Regions from separate parts of the Homo sapiens genome. Here region 1 is linked to region 2. A link is a contact called in ENCODE Hi-C or POLR2A ChIA-PET data. All regions are on one chromosome and are shown on one strand. The core of a region is the stretch at or near the end of the contact, and the rest is flanking DNA. Distances in the headings are between cores, read along the strand shown.

What was found. A loop is a pair of places that touch in the nucleus more often than their neighbours do. ChIA-PET counts read pairs that join two places held with the same protein, here RNA polymerase II (POLR2A). Pooled maps may share reads with other maps.
Region 1: a loop to region 2 is called in a map of esophagus muscularis mucosa, with 3 times the contacts of the local background. The contact joins the enhancer-like site here to the promoter of RRAGB in region 2. A Hi-C loop is called at or near these places in 18 of 168 maps with a recorded cell type or tissue (B cell, CD4-positive, alpha-beta T cell, CD4-positive, alpha-beta memory T cell and 12 more), 37 of 37 single-sample maps with no recorded cell type and 31 of 50 pooled maps. POLR2A ChIA-PET finds 5 or more read pairs at or near these places in 12 of 52 experiments (CD4-positive, alpha-beta T cell, CD4-positive, alpha-beta memory T cell, GM12878 and 8 more).

What each region holds. Positions count from the first base shown.
Region 1 is chrX:55,917,191-55,922,305 of GRCh38, reverse strand. It overlaps a transcript of KLF8 not described here. Among named protein-coding and RNA genes, the nearest start is that of RRAGB, 200 kb to the right of the region's middle. RefSeq lists enhancers at 2,415-2,664, 2,116-3,315. Within about 2 kb of position 2,790, at least 2 of the 41 ENCODE cell types and tissues checked have a DNase peak (open chromatin) inside an H3K27ac peak, as active enhancers do; they include GM12878, where a contact is called at or near this core.
Region 2 is chrX:55,714,016-55,719,003 of GRCh38, reverse strand. It overlaps RRAGB (Ras related GTP binding B), which reads right to left and starts at 1,255. Exons shown (of 10, transcript NM_006064.5): 1 at 585-1,255. The coding sequence starts at 676. RefSeq lists enhancers at 637-766, 927-1,126.

The sequences.
Region 1 (5,115 bases), core at 1,541-4,040, 200 kb before region 2:
GACAAGATCTCATTCCTTTTTATGGCTGCATAGTATTCCATTGTGTAATGTAGCATATTTCTTTATCCAGTCTATCACTGATGGATATTTCGGTTGATTCCATGTCTTTGCTATTGTGAATAGTGCTGCAATGAACATACGTATGCATGTATTTTTACAATACAGTGATTTATATTTCTTTGGGTATATACCCAGTAATGGGATTGCTGAGTCAAATGGTATTTCTGCTGCTAGGTCTTTGAGGAATTGCCACACTGTCTTCCACAATGGTTGAACTAATTTACATTCCCACCAACAGTGTAAAAGCATTCCTATTTCTCCACAGCTTTGCCAGCATCTGTTGTTTCTTGACTTTTTAATAATCATCATTCTGACTGGCATGAGATGTTATCTCATTGTGATTTTGATTTGTATTTCTCCAATGATGAATGATGTTGAGTTTGTTTTTGATATGTATGTTGGCCACATAAATGTCTTCTTTTGAGAAGTGTCTATTCATGTCCTTTACCCACTTTATAATGGGGTTTTTTTATTCTTGTACATTTGTTTAAATTCCTTATAGATTCTGGATATTAGAACCTTGTCTGAAGGATAGATTGCAAAAATTTTCTCCTATTCTGTAGGTTGTCTCTTCACTCTGATGAGAGTTTCTTTTGCTGTACAGAAGCTCTTTAGTTTAATTAGATCCCATTTGTCAATTTTTGCTTTCGTAGCATTGCTTTTGATGTTTTTGTCATGAAATCTTTGCCCATGCCTATGCCCTGAATGGTATTGCCTAGATTTTCTTCTAGAGTTTTTATAATTTTGGGTTTTAGAACAAAGCTGGAGGCATCATGCTACCTGACTGCAAACAATACTACAGCCGATAGTAACCAAAACAGCATGGTACCCATACAAAAACAGATACATAGATCAATGGAACATAATAGAGATCTCAGAAATAAGGTCACACATCTACAACCATCTTATCTTCGACAAACCTGGCAAAAACAAGCAACTGGGAAAGGATTCCCTATTAAATTAATGATGCTGGGAAAACTGGCTAGCCACATGCAGAAAATTAAAACTGGACCCCTTCCTTACACCTGATACAAAAATTGACTCAAGATGAATTAATGGGATTTTTTCTTATAAATTTAAGTTCCTTGTATATGCTGAATATTAGACCTTTGTCAGATGCATAGTTTGAAAGTATTTTCTCCAGTTCTGTAGGTTGTCTGTTCATTCTGATTATAGTTACTTTTTCTGTGCAGAAGCTCTTTAATTAGATCCCATTTCTCAATTTTTGCTTTTGTTGCAATTGCTTTTGGCGGCTTCATCATGAAATGGTTGCCTGTGTCTATGTTCTGAACGGTATTGCCTTGATTCTCTTCTACTAGGAATTTTATAGTTTGGGGTTTTACTTTTAAGTTTAGATGTCTAGCATGGCCGAGTAAGTTTTCTTTGATTATTCCCTCAAATATGTTTTTCAAACTTTTATATTTCTCTTCATCATCAGGAACACCAATTATTCTTAGGTTTGGATATTTAACATAGTCCCAAACTTCTTGGAGGCTTTGTTCATTTTTTAAAATTCTTTTTTCTTTGTCTTTGATGGACTGGGTTAATTCAAAAGTCTTGTCTTCGAGCTCTGAAGTTCTTTCTGCTTGTTTGATTTTATTGCTGAGATTTTCCACTGCATTTTGCATTTCTCTAAGTGTGTCCTTGATTTCCAGAAGCTGTGATTGTTTTTTATTTATGCTATGTATTTCACTGAAGAATTTTCCTTTCCTATCCTGTATCATGTTTTTGATTTACTTAAGTTGGACTTCACCTTTTTCTATTGCCTCCTTGATTAGCTTAATGACAGACATTCTGAATTCTTTTTCTCGCAGTTCAAAGATTTCGTCATGGTTTGGATCCATTGCTGGTGAGCTGGCAGGATATTTTGGGTATGTTAAAGATCCTTGTTTTGTCATATTACCAGAATTGTTTTTTTTGTATCCTTCTCATTTGGGTAGACCATGTCAGAGGGAAGATCTGGAATTCAAGGGCTGTTGATCAGATTATTTTGTCCCACGGGGTGCTCCCTTGATGTGGTGTTTTCCCCCTTCCCCTAGGAATGGGGCTTCCTACAGTACAGAGGAACTGTAGTAATTGTTTTTGCTCTTCTAGGTCTAGCCACCCGGGGGAGCTACCATGCTCTGAGCTGGTACTGGGGAGTTTCTGCAAAGACTCCTGTGATATGATTCATCTTCAGGTCTTGTAGCCGTGGATACCAGCATCTGCTCTGGTGGAGGTAGCAGGGAAGTGAAGTGGACTTGGTGCAGGTCCTTGGTTGTGTTTTTGTTTAGTGGGCTGGTTTTGTGTTGGTTGGCCTCCAGCCAGGAAGTGGTGCTTTCAAGAGTGCAATAGCTGCAGTCCTATAGGGAGGAGGCAAACTTGCCCTAGAGACACCTGGTTAAGTATTCAGGTTTCTCAGGCAGCAGGCAGGGCCACAGAGCTCCCAAAATATTATGACCTTTGCCTTCAGCTAGCAGGTAGAGAAAGACCACCAGGTGGGGGCAGAGATAGGCATGTCTGAGCTCAGCCTATCCTTGGGCCGGGCTTGCTGTGGCTGCTGTAGGGGCTGGGGTGTGGTTCCCTGTCTAATGGTGTTATATTCCCGGGGGATTATGGCTGCTTCTGCTGAGTCATACAGGTAGCCAGGGAAGTGCGGGACACCTGGCAGTCACAGGCCTCACCCAGCTCTCACACAGCCTGCAATCCTAAAAGCGGGTTTCACTTCCCCCATGCCCCCGCCAACATCACTGAGTCTATTTCGAGGCAGCCGGTGACCAGGGCTGAGAACTCGCCCCAGACCACGAACCTCCCTGTTGAGAGAGCAAGCAGGCTCACAGTTTTTCAGTGTCTCAGGAGTTTGCAGCGGTAATCCAGTTCCTTCAAAGGATCTCTGGATTTTCTTGGCTTTCCTGGTGTGTTCCTGTGGTAGTTCTTGGGAGCAAAAGTTCACGAAGTGAGTCTCCACACACTGCTCTATCAGTCTGACCAGGAGCTGCAAGCTAGTCATGCCTTCTATCCACCCTCTTAATCTGAAAACTCCATTGTATTTTGGGAGCAGCTAACTTTTTTTCTAGGTTTCACAGGTCCACAGAAGAGAGAAATTTTGCCCCAGGATGGACCACACCCTGAGTCTCATCCTTCCTTACGCAGATGAAGTAGAAGATGAGTTTTGGGACTCTTTGAGTTGATTAAATTTAGGTGAGATTTTTAAGACTTAGAATTGATGCCGGAATGGGTTAGAACTTTTGGAGATGTTGTGATAGAGTGAATGTGTTTTGCCCATGGGAAGGGCATAAATTTTGGAGGGCCAAAGGAAGACCATTTTGGGTGGTAATGTGACCTTTAAAATGATATGTTGAAGTCCTAGCCATCAGTACTTGTGAATGTGACATTATTTGAAAATAAAGTCTTTGCAAATGTAATCAAGATGAAATCATTAAGGTGGCCCTAATTCATTATGACTGGTGTCCTTATAAAGAAGAGGAAAGTGACAAGTGAAGACACACACACACACACACACACGGACACGCTCATATACACACAGACATAGCCATGTGAAGAGAGAGACAGAAATTAGAGTTATACTGCCACAAGCCAAGGAATATCTGGACTTACCAGAAGCTGAAAGAGACCAGGAAGGATTCTTTCTAGAGGTTTTCGATGGAGCATGGCCTTGCCAATACTTTTATTTTTTATTTCAGATTTCTAGCCTCAAGAACTGTGAGAGAATAAATTTCTGCTGTTTTAAGGCACCCATTTTGTGGTACATTTTACAGCATCAGAAAACAAATATGCCAAGTATTCATTTGTGTGGAGATATATCTTTATGAGTTTGCATGTATCAGGATTGGATGGCAATTTCTGAATGAGCATGTATATCTCTGTCTGGGTACCTATATGCATGATCTACATATAGTTGACCAGGAACATGAAAAATGATGTATAATCTGCCAGAAAGTCTCAAGATAGGTAGATAATTTCCCCAAACTCATTGATTGACTTATTCCCTCAACAAGTATTCACTGGGTTCCTTCTATGTTCTAGGCACTGGGGACAATCATGATTAAGATATCCTTAGACTGCTGAGTCTAGTGCTATGGGAACCCAGAGGTAGAAACAACTTCCTTTATCTACTTACTTTCTGGGGCTCCTGTTATCTCTCTAATCTTATTTCCATTCAAGGAAAGATAGTGAGAAGTTGAATTACTAAATAATACAAGAATACTTATAAAAGAGAGTTGCGACATTTGAGACTGTCCCCTTCCTAATTTATGTGTTTAAAAGCAGCATGATCTAGTACTTAAAGGCAAGGGCTCTGGTGTTAATTTTGTGTTGAGATCCCAGACGACAAATGCTAGCTGTGTGACTGAAAGCAAGTTATTTAGTTAACTTCTCTAATTCTATATTTCTTCATTTGTTAAAAGAAAAGGTGGCGGAGCAATAATATTTCATAGAATTGTACTGAAGAGTCAACAAAATAATCTTTATACAGGGCTAACACAGTTCTGGGCACTCAGAAGCCAGCCCTCTTCTGACCCTTGAATACTCAAGAAAAAGCTCTTTTGCTTGAGTACTTTTTCCACTATATGAGTGTACTGTTTCCTGCTAGCAGAAGAGTGAGTAGATGACAGGGTGTGAAATACAAATTTAAGATTCCCAAGGTCACTCTCTATTTAAACCCACACAGTTTATAAGGATGATATTTCCTGACTTTATTTTGAATTAAAACGGGATAACTTTAACACACCATCATGACCATTTTAGTATGTAGGCCTTGTCGAGAATTTAGAATAGTGTCTTGCACTTAGTAATTGCTCAATAAATGTTAATTATTATTGCTATTTGTGATAAATACTGCCTTCACCTGCCAACTAAAGAATTGGATAAAGGAGACAGGGGATCCAAAGTAAGAAACCCATATTCATTTTATTGGAACTTGAACTGACTTTATCAAAGAGGAAAGGGAAAGAAAACAATGTTTGCCTAGATTCCAAATGCTCCAAGTGAAATTACTCTTCCTAGGAAGTTGCTTCATTTTGGCTCTGGGTTCTTCCCATTTCACTTTGAAAAATG
Region 2 (4,988 bases), core at 6-2,505:
TAATCAAACAATATCTTCTATTTCTAAAAAAACAGAATATATTGATATCCTCTACTTGAGGACTGAGTATTGAATATCTTCTATGTATAAAAAACATTCAGCCTCCTAATTTTAAAATCTGGAAGTATCTTTTTAGTCCTTCAGCTGTCCTTCCAAGCCCTATTTCACTCATCACAGACACAAAGTAGATGTAAGTCTCAAATTCAGGTACAAATTGGCACAGAAAACACCCTCAAGCTCTGACCTGGAAATGCAAATCTTCTTTCTAGTCTTTCCATCCCCAACCTGGTGACAGCAAATCTCCTTTACTGATAATTCAAAGCAACTCATAACTGCTTTAATTAGAACACTCCCCCAGCACCACCACCAGGAATATCAGCCCCTTCCCAAGGGTTGTTTCTGATCAGTTAGCACCAATTCGCTTTCCAGTTTATCCTGTCGTCCAAAGCATAATCCCAATCAACATTACTGGTAAATCAAAGCAATTTATCATGGTGCGGGGTGGGGAGAAGTGTTCTAATTCACAATACTCTCTTCAATTTGAACACCCCCACTTCCAGGTTTCACAAATACCCTTCACCCACCCAAGCGATCCTTCCGGTTCCCCTAGTGGTGGATCCATTCTCGGCCCCAGATTTTCTTTCTCCGTCGTTTTCTCAGAGTCAGATTCTTCCATTGCGCAACAAGTCCTTTCCAGTCCCTTCTAAATCTTCAGTACTCTTCAGGGTTTGTTGTTGTTGTTTGTTTGTTTTCTTTTTCACCCCTCAACTGCCTATTCTCATCGCCTATGGCCCTCAGGCCTGCTCTATTCTTGCCTCCGCCTTTGTCCACTGGGGGGCCGCTTTCCCCACGGTTACCTTTATCTCTCGAACCTGGCCTCAAGGCACGGCCGAGCTGGCTAGCTTTAAGGCCAAGTGATTCCGTGGTACAAAGTAAGAGTTGGAGAATGACAGGAAAAGAGAGGTGGGTTAGGGGTTCGTCCCGAGTTTGGGCCTCAGGCCCCCAAGGTCTGGAAACCCAAAGGTAACTTCACCCGCAAAGAGGTGAGGACCGCGAAGGCGGAGGTGGCAGAAAGAGCTGACCCATGCCGTAGGCACTAAGCGGAGAACGCCTCAGCTGGCTCGTGGCTTCCGAGCCCGGCCGCTCGGAGAGTCAGCCGGCGGGGGCAGTAGTTACGACCTAACCACCCGCCCTTCAGGAACCCAGGTATCTCACCGCAGCCACCCAACTGCAGGCCAGGATCACGTGGGCATCTGCCTTACCCCGGAGTCTGTCACGTGACTGCCGCTACCAAAGGGACGGGTGGGCTGGGAAGAATACCATAGAGACAGCTCCAGGAAAGCCAGAGTGCCGTCTGTCATCATCACGTGGCCTTGGCTCAGGCTCCGCCCCTCGGGCGGGGTAGGGCGCTGGGAGCCTTCAGCCTCTCTAATGTGGGTGGGCCTGGCCCCACCCATCCGCTATGGAGAATTAAAGGAGCCGGTTGCAATTTCAGTGCCTCTGAGCTTCTCTTTTTTACTGCTGGTTACCGGTAATGGTTTTTGACTGGGAAGACCGAGCATTGTCTTTGCCTTCCTGCTTTTTATTGTTAATTCTTGCAATCGAGTTTGTAATTAAATGATTAATACATCCAAAGCGCTTAGAACTGTGTCTTCCACATAGCAAATACTGTATAAATTATCGTTATTGCTGAAACCAGGGATTCATCAGGAATTTTAACACACACATTCATCTTCCCACTTGTTTAAAACAGGAAGTGAAGGAAGTACCATAGTAAGAAGTCAATAAATAAAGTCTAGGGCTGGGAGTGGTGGGTCATGCCTTTAATCCCAGCACTTTGGGAGGCTGGGGAGGGAGGATCACTTGAGGCCAGGAGTTCAAGACCAACCTGGCCAACATAGCGAGACCCCATCTGTAAATAAGTGAAGTCTAGAATTGAGAACAGAAAGACTACTGGTAGGGATATGCACACCAGGAAAAATGCCCAGAGGGGTTCAAAGATGTTCCTTCTGGAGAATGGGGTAGGGGATAGGACGTGATATGTCAGGGGACTATTATTTTTTATCTGAAGCCCTTCTGTGCTATATATATTTCTATAATGTATAAATGATATATAATAATAAGATTAATATGACATTTAATTATATTTAATATAATCAACTAATACTTAAATAATATGTTATAAATATGTTATTTTAAATAAATGTGTAGTTTAATTATATTATTTATAATTAATATATGATATACTACATGTATTATTTACACGTAAGTGTGTACATATATTACTTTGATAAGAAAAAAAGGGAAGGAAGGAAGAGAAACTGCAGGAAACAGAGTACTATTATTGAAACTGCCTTTGCAAAAACTGTAACTGAGGAAATTATGACAGTGAAAGAGATCAGACCTCACCGACTCCATCTTACATCTAACCTTTAAGGTGTCCTTGTTCATTCCTGGGCGTAGGCCGAACTAACCTTGGGAAGGAATTTAGTTTATAGTTTAACTCTGATACAAAATTGATAATAGCCCTTTCTCCCTCCCGCTGCCCCCCACTAAAAAAAAACAAAAAAACAAAAAAACCTTCTTACCTGGGAACCAGTCGGCCTTTGCAGGACTAACAAATTAGCCACAAGATTACAAGATTAGAAATTACAATTCAGGGGCCATGCAGCCTCCAGCTGCAAGAGTCTGAACCTCCCCAAATTGCTCCCAGGAATAACATCACTGTTTTAAAACCTAAGATCACTGTTTGATATGTTTTGCAGACCCTGCATTCAGATGCACCAGCTTATGATACAGGAGCGGGGCAGGAAAGTGCTGGGCAGAGAAAGGCGGGTCCGTGGCTAGGGCTCCACCCTGGGGCCTGTGCCCATGGACCTAGGTGAGGATAGGCACTCCTGCCTTCCCACCCAAATGTTATATTCACCCCTAGAGGTTGCCATGGGGTCGGAGCCCCACAGCCTGCCCCTCTGCATGCTCCCCCTAGAGGTTGTGAAGCAGTGAGCCACTCCCGCTGTGGCATGCCCTGCAAGGGGGATAGGGGAACTTCCCTCGTTTCACTTACAGCACCCAGACCAGTAATCTGGCCCAGCCAGTTCTGCGATCCCACCCAGGAACAGAAGATAGCAAGAAAAACTCACTTAGAGCCCCCTATGATTCCATATCCAACTTGACCAGTCAACACTCCCCACTTCCCAAGCCCCTACCCACCAAATTATTGTTAAAAATTTCAATCCCCCGAAACTGATTTGAGTAATAAAACTGCAGTCTCACCCACAGCTGGCTCTGCATGAATTACTCTTTCTCCATTGCAATTCCCCTGTCTTGATAAATCAGCTCTGTCTAGGCAGCAGGCAAGGTGAACCCGTTGGGCAGTTACACTGTCTGCTCCCACACTTTCCACTTGAGGTCCTGTGTGATTCCTTTTCTCCACAACTGCCTTGCCTCAAGAAAAAAGTTATTCTACTCTGATTAGTGATCCTTCGCTCTATCACTAGCTAATCTTTTGTCTCCTTCCAACCAACTACCCCCAAACAAGCTTCCATTCTGGCTTTCCTTGTCTGATGAAAGATCCTGAGTCCCAAACCAGGAAGTCACCTTAGATTCACTGCCCTCCATACGTGTCAATGAGACCAGGTCATGATCAGTCTATTTTCTACTACCTGCCTGCTCTTATTCTTACTGCCACTCTTTTTGTTCCAGCTATCATAATCTCTGGCCTAGATATCCACAATAGCCTACTAAGTGATTTTCCCACAGTGGCAGCTCCAAAGGGGTTGGGAGTGAGTGAGTTGATCTTCATTAGTCATCTCATCCCCCAAAACATTTGACGTAATTAATATGTGCTTGCTTTCTAAAGGCAGCTTTCAAATATGTCTTCCAACACCTACTGCCCCCGGGCTTCACCAGCCAAATTGGCCCCTTAAACCACTCTTTTATAAAAATGTACTGTCTCGGCCAGGTGCAGTGGCTTACACCTGTAATCCCAGCACTTTGGGAGGCCAAAGTGGGCGAATCACCTGAGGTCAGGAGTTCGATACCAGCCTGGCCAACATAGTGAAACCTCATCTGTACTAAAACTACAAAAATTAGCCAGGTGTGGTGGCACGCGCCTATAATCCCAGCTACTCGGGAGGCTGAGGCAGGAGAATTGCTTGAACTCAGGAGGCGGAGGTTGCAGTGAGCCAAGATCGCACCACTGCACTCCAACCTGGGCGACAAAGCAAGCAAAAAAAAAATACTGTCTCCCTGTTGCTGCTGGTATCCTTTTCCCCCTCCTTCAAACCATCCATCCTCTCTAAAAGCTGCTCAAGTGATCCTTTATTTTAATTAATTAATTAACTAGTTTTTGTTGAGACTGGGTCTCACTTTGTTGCCAGACTCAAACTCCTGGCCTCAAGGGATCTGCCCACCTTGGCCTCCCAAGGTGCTGGGATTACAGGTGCGATCAAATTTCTTTTTATCGTCGTTGTAGTTGTTGTTGTTCTTGTTGTTTTTGAGACAGGGTTTTGCTCTCTGACCCAAGCTGGAGTACAGTGGCACAATCATGGCTCACTGCAACCTCAACTTGAGTAATCTTTTAAACCACAAATCGGAGGAGACTACTTCTCTACTTTAAAATCCTCCCATAACTTAAGGAAAAAGTGTGTCAATACAAGGACCTTCAAGATCTGGCCTATAGCAACTCACGAGCTATATTTCTCTACCCACATTCACTACCTCACAAGCTTCATAAGGAACTGCTGATAGTTGCCTCAAAGTGCCAAGAGGCAAGAAGTAAGAAGAGGAAGAAACAGATAAAGAAGGGGAGGGGAGGGATGAAGAAGAAAAGGGGGAGAAGTGGGGAGATGGGAAAGAGGGAAGGAATAGAGGGGTAAGGAGAAGAGGAAAAAGGAGGAAGAGGGGTAGAAGGAAGGGAATGGAAGAAAGGTAGTGGAAAAGGATTGAGAAACTAAATCAAATAAGCATAGATTCCAAATAATGGTGAA